2 separate regions of the Homo sapiens genome follow, and region 1 is linked to region 2. Evidence: chromatin contacts called from ENCODE Hi-C or POLR2A ChIA-PET data. All regions are on one chromosome and are shown on one strand. The core of a region is the stretch at or near the end of the contact, and the rest is flanking DNA. Distances in the headings are between cores, read along the strand shown.

Region 1 (5,334 bases), core at 872-3,371, 89 kb after region 2:
TAGTTCTTGGTAATTCTACCCAAGTCTGAAAGGAAATCAAGATGACTGTCCACATTGACGCAAATCACAGGACATGGAGGCAATGTCAGGCATTTAATGTTGTAAAAGTTGCAAACCAGAAATCCCATGGAGGAGAACACAGAGAATCCTATAGTCCTGATATCATTTTTGGTGGAATGAACAAAGACGAACGCAGAGCTGGGAGATATTTGGCACAGAATGAAACAGAGTTTGAACTGTGGCTCTTCACTCACTACGAGTTAGTAAACTAATGCCATAGCACGCTGCTCAGTACAATGGGTACTCTGAAAGAAGTGAGTGCTCCCTTTCTCCCCTGCTGTGAACCTGCCAGTGAACCAAAACCCTTAACAGTTAGAGCCAAAGAGCAGGAGAAAGTCCAGCAACGTGTCCCAAAGTGATTAGAAACTATCTTGCTTTCCTCCTATGGAAATACCAAGCATTTTTTGTGGAAATCTGAATTCACAGATGAAGTTCAGAGTGAATAGTAACATTCCTTTTGTTTTACAATCTTGGAAATAGTAGTTTGGCATGGAAAGAGCAGAGCTTACTTTTTAAAAAGAAAATTATTTGTATTTTTATAACCAGATTTATTTATAGTTATACCAGTAATATCTCTGTTATTTTGGCATGCAACTAAAAAATATAGAAAAATTTCATGTCCCTCTTGCTTTGTCCAATAAATATAATTTCTAAAATATTGTAGAAGTTGAATAATTTTAACTTGTTAGAAGAATTTTATAAAATAAACAGCCAAATCACCTAGGTTGAAGGTTGTCTTTTAGAATTTTCTTAAAGGGAGGCATATCTATATTTAGACATATTTTTAAGAGGCAGTAGTTTTGCTTTAAAATATATGACCTGTGAAGTCCTTTTATCTTACTAGCTGTGTAAACCAAAATAATTACATGTAACAAGTCTTATGTGGAATAATTCAGCAGCCAGTTTGAAAGAGGCTAATTAATATTTGTGGCTACATTAATCAGAAAAACTATGGAAATGTCTCTTGGTTTATTATCCCTTTTTCTATGATTCATAAACAGACATTATTACAACTGCATAAACATGAACCCTACTGGGCAACATCCTTTTTTTTTTTTTTATTTTTTTCCCCAAGATGGAGTCTTGCTCTGTCATGAGGCTGGAGTGCAGTGGCGCGATCTCAGCTCACTGCAACCTCCACCTCCTGGGTTCAAGCAATGCTCCTGCCTCAGCCTCTGGAGTAGCTGGGACTACAGGTGGGTGCCATCAAGCCCAGCTAACTTTTTGTATTCTTAGTAGAGACAGGGTTTCACCATGTGAGCCAGGATGGTCTTGATCTCCTAACCTCGTGATCTGCCTGCCTTGGTCTTCCAAAGCGCTGGGATTACAGGCATGAGCCACTGCACCCGGCCCTGGGCCATATTCTAACAGTTCCACAGGATATTTCCAGCCAGCTGGAACTATCTGCAAGACAGGGCCATTGAGGCCAGAATACCTTTCAGAGGTCTTCCCTAGCTAAGGTCAAATCATAAAATTATCGGATTATCCATAGCTGGGGGTGGATTCTCTCAAGACCGCATTAGTAATGTATTAATGATACATTAAGAAGTACTCCACAGGTCTATAACTGCTCAATCACCTTCAAAGAGTTTTTACACACATTATGTCAGGCATGAATTATTATGCCTATTTAATAGAGCTTCCTATCCTACTGCCTCTTTTTAGAAAAAAAAGTTTTATTGTGATCTTTATTGTATACATTTAAGGTACAAAACATGATGTTTAGATAAACATATACAGTGAAATGATTACTATAGTCAAGCAAATTAACAAGTCCATCTCCTCACATAGTTACAGCTAACTTAGAAAGACAGAACATCACACCCAGAGCAGGGAGCTGTGTCTCCAGCTCCCTCAGGTCCATATACCTGAGTGACTTGGAGAAAATCATGCATTTCCTGTAACTACCAGACGTAGTCACCTCAATTAAGTAATCTGTTTTGCTTAGGCATACCTTGGTAAAAGCTCACAGTACTAATCTGGACCCACCCCTTTGATCTTTGAAACCTGAGGTGCGAAAAAATATCAAAATGGAGGGCAGAGGGATTTGTTTTTATTTTCAGATCATCAAAAATACTAAACTGTTGATCAGAACCATCCATGAAGAAAGAAAAACAAATTCAAACTATGACTAATGGGGCCTGCTGTGCGTGAGTCACAAACTGAATCAAGCAAGGCCTCTGGAAGCAGGGGGAAAAGCATTCAGGAGTCACTTTGTACTCAAGCATGAACCTCCTAAAGTGTTGGTCTCTTTGCTGAACTATTTCAACACCTGGATGAAGTCCAGGAGAAGAGACGTCAGGCAGTTTAAAAATTGCTTCTCTTTCCTACTAAGGATGTTTTCAGTGACCTTGAGGAGGTGTTTAAGAATGACTTTCTTAGGTGTGAACATGAAAACAGTGGGACTTAGGGCAACATTTGGGGAGATTCCTTGCTTCAAAGTTGTCTCTAAGGCATTGCACATTCCTACTTCTTGCAGGAGGGAACTGTCTTTCCAAAGGATTTTGCAAACTGTTCTGCTTTTGCTTATCTAAACTGGAAAGAGATATATAAACAAAATATAAAATACAAAATAACATAAAGTCTGTTGATTGAGCATAGAGGCTTGGGGTCTTTAGCTTTTTTTCTTATTGTTGCTTTGTATTAAAATTCAAGGGAGTCCAAATATTTTCAGTCCCCTTGATCTAACTGGGATACTCATACAATGAGACATTGCACTTCTGATAAATATGATAATGATGAGTTTAGTTTGAATTCCCAACTGAGTGCATGTCTCTTAAAAACATTTTTCTCTTCACTTTGTAAATTTCTTATAGAGTCTAGGTTGCTCATCTGGGGAAAATGCCACAATACTTGATCTGACCTGGAAAGATTCCCAGTGAAGGTAAATTGATACTCACATAAGCCAGTTTTTATCATAAGAATTGAGACTAGTACTGAAGGTAAAGAATAAAAAGCTAGTTGGACAAACGTTCACTGCATGATTGCTACACAGTGCTTGGTGCCAGGGATAGCCAGCCACCTGGCAGCTAGGAAGAAAGCTGGCCTTACCTCAGAGCTTTCTTCTTCCTGGCTAGTCAAACTGTGAAAATCCTTTCTCATGCAACACAATAAAATAATTGGCTCCAAAATGTCTCATTCTCAGCCTCATTCCCTAATACTGGACACAGGAATCTCTTTCAGCCAAGCAGCCAAGCTCAGGCCAACATGGGACGTACCTCCACTCCTTTAAGATAAAGTCAAAGCATAACACCAGCTGATTCCTTAACTGTCATTTCACTCCAGTTTCCCTCAATTGGCATCATGTTTCCCTGATATAAGCAGCGTTAATTAAAGATTAGTTATTGAAAAGGTGGTATTGTGCTCAAGAAAACAGTGAAAAAAGAACCACCATTTAAAAAAAATGCCACCACCTTAACAATGACATTTGTCAGATATGTATTTTGTTCATGGTTGGTTGATTTGTTAAGGTAGTTGTTACTCTTGTTTTCTAATGACTGCTCATTTGTTCTCTCTTCTAGGACTAGGGAAGGCACTGTAACATAATGATTAAAAGCATAGGCTTTGGTGTCAGACACGCTAGGATGCAAATTCTAACTATGCAACCTTGTAAAATGTGCTGGGCAGCTATCTTTCCTACAGAGTTGGAGTAATGTTGACTAATATATATGCATTTGTATAAATTAAGCTGTTAATTGTGTGTCAATATTGCATTGATATCTTGGCTCTTTAAGGACATTTGATTTTCTGGTTTAAGTAGTACCTCCTGCATGAACTTCCTGACGTGTTGAACTATTTCAACACCTGGATGAAGTCCAGGAGAAGAGAGGTCAGGCAGTTTAAAAACTGCTTCTGTTTCCTACTAAGGATGTTTTCGGTGACCTTGAGGTATTATGTATGTATTATGTATGTCATGCCTCAGAGACAGACTTGGCTTCACAACCATTTTTCCTGACAACCATCCACCTATCTGACATGCATTTATGGGGAACTGAACAGGAGTTATGAAAATAAGTCCTTAAGTCTGCAACCTCTCATACTTAACTGTCATCTGTAGGACACTGAAGACATATATCAGAGGATCCACACCGTATATAATTCATGCCTTGTATTGGTTATCTATGGTTGTATCACAAATCAGCCCAAAGCTTAGTGACTTAAACCAATAACTATTAGTGCTCACAAGTCTGTGGTTCAACTGGGTGGTTTTGCTGATTTGGTTTTGCTGCTGGGCAGGACTGCCTGATCTTGGCTGGTCAAGTTCCTGTGATCGGCAGATTGAAAAGGTGGTAGTTGGTTCAGAATAGCCTTATGCGTACCTTGGATGGTTGTTGTTGGTTCCCACCTGGGGCAGAGGGGATAAACGGGCCAGGTGTGTTTCATCTTCTACCATGCTGGCTCTTGCTTGTTTATAGGCAGTCCCAGGTTCCATAAACAAGAAAGCAAGCCACAATGTGCAAGAACGTTAGTTTCTGCTCATTCATTCCAAAACACATCACAAGGCTAATCTAGATTCAAATTATGGAGGAAAATGCTACTTCTTGAGGGAAGAGCTACAAAGTCACATTGCAAGGGCATGGACACAGGGAGGGAAAATCTTTTGGCTATGTTTGCAGTGTACCACATGCACTTGATTATAATCTTAATGCTTTTCCCTTCAAATCTACTGACATAGTATAGTGGGAAATCCTTGACTGAGTTCTTTTATTTTCCTTTACTCTGTCAGGTTTCTTCTGGGTCCATTCAAGAGAGTGTGAAAGACCGAGTGATTGACTCAAGACTGCAGCTGTTTATCACCAAGCCAGGACTCTACACATGCATAGCTACCAATAAGCATGGGGAGAAGTTCAGTACTGCCAAGGCTGCAGCCACCATCAGCATAGCAGGTAGGATGCCCCTTCACATTTGCGTTGTTCCAGGAGAGGGGAGAGTTGATACTATTCTACAATATCGAGCATTGGAGAAAATCTCCCTTTTCTTTTATCTCTTATTTCAGTTGCATTTGGGCTATTTCCTCCCCCATGGGGATACTCCGGAGGTGACCTAGATATGGATTTTGGCAGATTTGCTGCCTGGAAAACTAAATCCTCAATACCTACCCAAGTGGTAGGTAACAGCTTCCAGGAACTCACTTCTTCCTTCCTTCTTGTTTTTCTTATCTTTTTTCCTTTTCTCCATTTCTCTTTCCTCCCTCCCTCCTTCCCTCCCTCGCTCCCTTTTTTCCTTCCTTCTTTCCTTCCTTCCCTTATTCCCTCCTTCATTCCTCCCTCCTTC
Region 2 (4,906 bases), core at 438-2,937:
TTTTATAAACTTTTCTTTATATTTTATAATGACTATATTATTAGGTACACATACCTACAATATATGATAGCAGGTCAAGAATAGACATTAATGAAACACAATGTATATGTATAAAGCATATTTATTATTCCACTCCCACTTATGTGCTCATGAGAGACATCAGTAATTAATCACAGCACTCCATTTTGATCCTAAAGTTGTTCCAGAATATGTTTTAACACAGTGCCCTGTGCAATCATCTTAGTTGTCACTCAAGGTAATTCCTGTTTGCCTTTCCTTGCCCCACCTTATTTTCTTGAAAAATAGAATGTACTAAAAAGGTGGGATTTGAATATCCCATCAATGGGGATGAACATTATAAAATATTACTCAATACATGGTATTGGAACAATTGATACTTTTAAAAAATGATGTCATGTTTCAAACTTTCATCATATGCTAAAAAATCAATTGAAACAATTAATGTAGATATAACAAACTTTTAGATGGTCTAGAAGAAGATATAGGTGATTATCTTTTCTTGAGATCCAGAGACCTTTTATGAACATATAAGCAGAGGCTAGCGAGAGGGCATACAGAAAATCTCTGGTAAATTAGGCTTCATAAAAGTTAAAATCTTCCTTCTTTCAATCATAAAAAGCAAATGGAACAAATGAGGAAAAGGTAGGCAGTGTATGTAATACTAAAAGTTCTTAATATATAGTGATTTTATAAATTAAATAAGAAAAAGCTATTCTAGGTGAAAAATGACTAAGAACAAAATCACACAATTTGAAAAAGAAGTATTAATGGTGAATATGCATACTACAAAAGGTTAAATCTGACACTAACACAAAATAACACAAGATAATTTTTTTCCTGTCAATTTATCATAGTTCAAAAATAACAATGTCATGATATAATGTACATTGTTGAAAATATCTGAAAGGAAATTTGGAAACACAGATCAAGAAACTCATAAATATTCACAGACTTTGATTCAGTAACTCCATTTCTATTTTCACCTGAATGCCATAGTTTGAGGATTGCATATGAAAAGAATGGATGAGATGTTGACATTTTCTTCCTAATGATTAGAAATTGGAAGTAACTAAAGTAGGTGATTACACAGATTAGAGTATACCTATATATTGGAAGAAAATGTATAATAACCAATTATAGTAAAATGTATAAAAATGTGCAATGTACATAAAATCCCATTTAACACATTTTCTATGTATATATGTAATATGAAAGAAGATGAGAAATAAATGCACAAACATGGTAATAATATTTGTTTCCTAAGTCTTGGCACTACTGAGAAATGATCGTTGTTTTTGTTTTTGTTGTTCTTAACCTTTTATGGTTCTTTTCTTCTTATTATTTTACAATAAACAACTGTAATCAGAAAAATATTTTTTAAAAAGAAAATGTGAGGGAACAAATAGTGCCTAAAAATCATATCAGTTTATTGCAGTCCCCAAGTATTTCCTAATCTGGAAAGATACAACCAACAACTGTTTCATTAGGCTATTGCCAAAGAAACATCTAAAAGTTACTTCACTGATGAAGACAGAAAACCACAGAAAATTTCTTCCTGGGTACATATTGTAATAACACATAAAAGCCTGTGTAAATCACAGCTCAAAATTACCAGGACTTTCCCTAGTCAACACAGTTCAATCCAGCCACTGCCCTGGGCTAACTTAGAGGAACCTCTAGTCTGGTCCGTAAGCCACACACCCAGGCTTTGAGAAAGGGCCAGAAACATAGCTGGTTTGCTTTCCTAATCCTGGTGATGACCAGGACGTTATAAAAATAAGTTTTATCTCTGGGTGTATATTTTTATTAAATTAAATCTCCTGAGAGCATCAGAGTTATGCATAGACCATATTTATTAATCTTGCATCAGCTCTAAGTGATTGTTTTAAAAATAGGCTATGAATAAATTGACACGTCATACTGATTCAGTCGTGCAGCATAGTTTTCCTAGCATAATTTGGTGCTGCTGAGCTTCTGGGGGACTACCCTGAAGGATTCTCTTTCCTGAGGTGATATATTTTGCAAAAGGGGAAAATTATTTTCCAGGTAGCCATGACATTAGCATTACACATTTCTGAGCCTTTATTTAGCCAGTATCGTCACTACAACTGTACTGCACTATTTATAGATGATGCTAGAAGATTCCGTTATTGTATTCAATCACACACAGAACCATTTTCATACTGCATGTGCCACTAGTAATTGTTGCTAGTTAAGGAGTAGGGAGAGTTGATTGTATTCATTTTCTTATCTTTCAATAACCTGGCAAGAAAGAGGAATAGAAATTTTGGGAAGAAATTTGCAAAGCTACTTTAAATATAGCGTTAGTAGTTTGAATACATTATGCTTTCATTTTCTGAAATAGGGATTCTGTAAGTGAAATTAAATCAAACTGAAATTAATAGATGCAGAGCTCTCCTAAGGACTTGTCATGTGAAATGTTGTCTATAACCCTTTTTTTTTGTGCTCATATCAACCCTTAAGTCTGCAATACGAATTACTGCTGTTAAGGTCACTATCTGGCCAAATCAGATGGATACTTCCCATATCTAGACCCCCTCACCCTCTCAGCAGCATTTAACCAATTTGATCTCTCTCTCTTTGGGAACTTCCTTCCCCTTCTTCTCACAAGAATGCACACACCTGGATTCCTCCAACTTCTCTGGCGATAGTTTCTTACTCTCTTTTGTTTTACTAACTTGCTCTTCTTCCTCAATACAGCCTCTATGGGTTGGTATTACTAAGGTAAAATCCTGGGCCCTTATTTTTGCTCCACCTATTTCATGACCACATGCTACCCCATGGTTAAACATCAACCTGCTGTAAACTCCCAAATTTATATTCAAGCCCAAACTTCTTTTCTGAGGTCCAGATGTAAACCTGACCTGCTTACTAGACATTTTGATTCAGATATCACAGAGGTATTCCAAACTTAACGTCTAAATTCAAAATCATGATTAAGAAACTTTTCCTCTTTAAGCTTTTTCTTTTCCAATTTTCTGCCTGTTAGATCACACCACACTGATTGTTATTTAGTCCAAAAATCTGGGCATCATTTTAATTCCTCTTTCCATCTCAACTAATCCCAACCTTCTAACATCCCAGATGGAAGCAGCAGTCTTTTTATAACTTAATCTCAGTAGCAACACATCAATACTTCTTCTGTATTCTATTCATTAGACATGAGTCCTCAAGTCCAGTCCACCATTAGGGCAGCTTGACGGGGACTGCCTGTCATCCTTCTGCAGTGCTCCAAGCCTTGCCAAGCACTTCTCTCCTCACATAGCCACATGGCCTGGTGGATGCAGTTGTCAATGTTTCTTTTGGATTCTAGTGTCTGGCATGGCCCTAGCAATGATCTGCTGAACTGGATTGAAATATAGCACTCTAAGCCATGGTAAGAACATATAAACAGTACTAATGGCTGGGACTAAACGGAGAAATAAAACTCATACAATGGGATGTTTCCTTTGGAGGTGATCTAGTTCACTGTTTTCCTATTTTTTCCACAGTGTACCAAAAACAGATCTAGCATTTTTGTGTAATATACAGTAGGATCTGGAACACTCCAGTTATTATAATAAAGAAGGAGGAAGAGGACAGGCAGAGAGAAATGGGGATGAGTTTGTCACCCTGGTAAGGGCTCAGATGATAGTTTTCAAGCTACTCTGTGTCTTTCTATAATACCTTTGGAAATTCTAGATGAAGTCTAAAATTGAGGGAGGCAGAAGAGATGAGGATGCAGAAGGGAGGCTTTCAGGACACTCAGCTACCAGTTGTATTATAAGAGGAACCAAGGAAAGAAATTGCTTACCACCTCCTTCAAGACACCAAATGATAAAGGCCAGGGAAGGCCCAAATAAAATTCACTCTTTTCCTGTACACAGAATATGCCCAGAATTCCTGCCCGCCATATTTTCTCTAATGAGCTGAATAAATAGCATAGATCCATTTTGCCCTACCAAAAGCATAGACTTTAAGTATCCAGCACTATGCAATTTCAGTCCTTTGGCTCCAGTGTTGAGTGCACCTCCAAACAATCATTTCCCTGAGTTGTAAAATGCAATTCTGTATCACTTAGAACACAGTTCTCTATGGCTTAGCATGGCTCTAAGAGGAAGAGAAAAAATAAGACCTAAGAGAATGAGCAAGGAAATCACTTGTAATGATTTCATTCCCCTCTTGAAGAATTCATCTCCAAGGCCTAAAATTCCTAGGGATATGATTTCATTTATTCCCTCTTTCATCATAAACTAGTGCTGCAGTACATCAGGAACTCTGCTAAGCATAGGAAATGCACAGATAAAAGACATAAAAATCAGTCTTCACTAAGTTCACATTCTTGCAAAGAGAGAGATGCAGGAACAGGTAAAGATTCTTTTGTAGAGTGTGTTGTGAGTTAGGTGCAGTGAGCAAGGTGTGGGAGCTCTCCATTAGAGCAAAGAAGAGGAAATCCCACTTGGACTGAGGCATCAAAAGGCACCTCTCAGGAAAAGTAAGAACCAGGTGTAGTCTTGAAAGACAGAGGTAATTAGCTAAAGATAAAAAGGAAGGGGAAATTCCCGTGGAAGGGAAGACATTAAAAGGCACAGAGGCTAGAAAGAGCATGGTAATGAAAAAATGCTCATCATCACTGGCCATCAGAGAAATGCAAATCAAAACCACAATGAGATACCATCTGACACCAGTTAGAATGGCAATCATTAAAAAGTCAGGAAACAACAGGTGCTGGAGAGGATGTGGAGAAACAGGAACACTTTTACACTGTTGGTGGGACTGTAAACTGGTTCAACCATTGTGGAAGACAGTGTGATGATTCCTCAGGGATCTAGAACTAGAAATACTATATGACCCAGCTATCCCATTACTGGGTATATGCCCAAAG

The links. A loop is a pair of places that touch in the nucleus more often than their neighbours do. ChIA-PET counts read pairs that join two places held with the same protein, here RNA polymerase II (POLR2A). Pooled maps may share reads with other maps.
Region 1: a map of gastrocnemius medialis shows a loop between it and region 2 (4-fold over the local background). The contact joins two enhancer-like sites. A Hi-C loop is called at or near these places in 14 of 168 maps with a recorded cell type or tissue (IMR-90, PC-3, Panc1 and 8 more) and 9 of 50 pooled maps. POLR2A ChIA-PET finds 5 or more read pairs at or near these places in 2 of 52 experiments (AG04450 and MCF 10A).

Annotation. Positions count from the first base shown.
Region 1 is chr9:110,742,855-110,748,188 of GRCh38, forward strand. It overlaps MUSK (muscle associated receptor tyrosine kinase), which reads left to right. Exons shown (of 15, transcript NM_005592.4): 7 at 4,787-4,946. Among named protein-coding and RNA genes, the nearest start is that of MUSK, 77 kb to the left of the region's middle. Within about 2 kb of position 2,122, at least 6 of the 41 ENCODE cell types and tissues checked have a DNase peak (open chromatin) inside an H3K27ac peak, as active enhancers do; they include gastrocnemius medialis, where a contact is called at or near this core.
Region 2 is chr9:110,654,309-110,659,214 of GRCh38, forward strand. No RefSeq gene overlaps it. Among named protein-coding and RNA genes, the nearest start is that of MUSK, 12 kb to the right of the region's middle. Within about 2 kb of position 1,688, at least 5 of the 41 ENCODE cell types and tissues checked have a DNase peak (open chromatin) inside an H3K27ac peak, as active enhancers do; they include gastrocnemius medialis, where a contact is called at or near this core.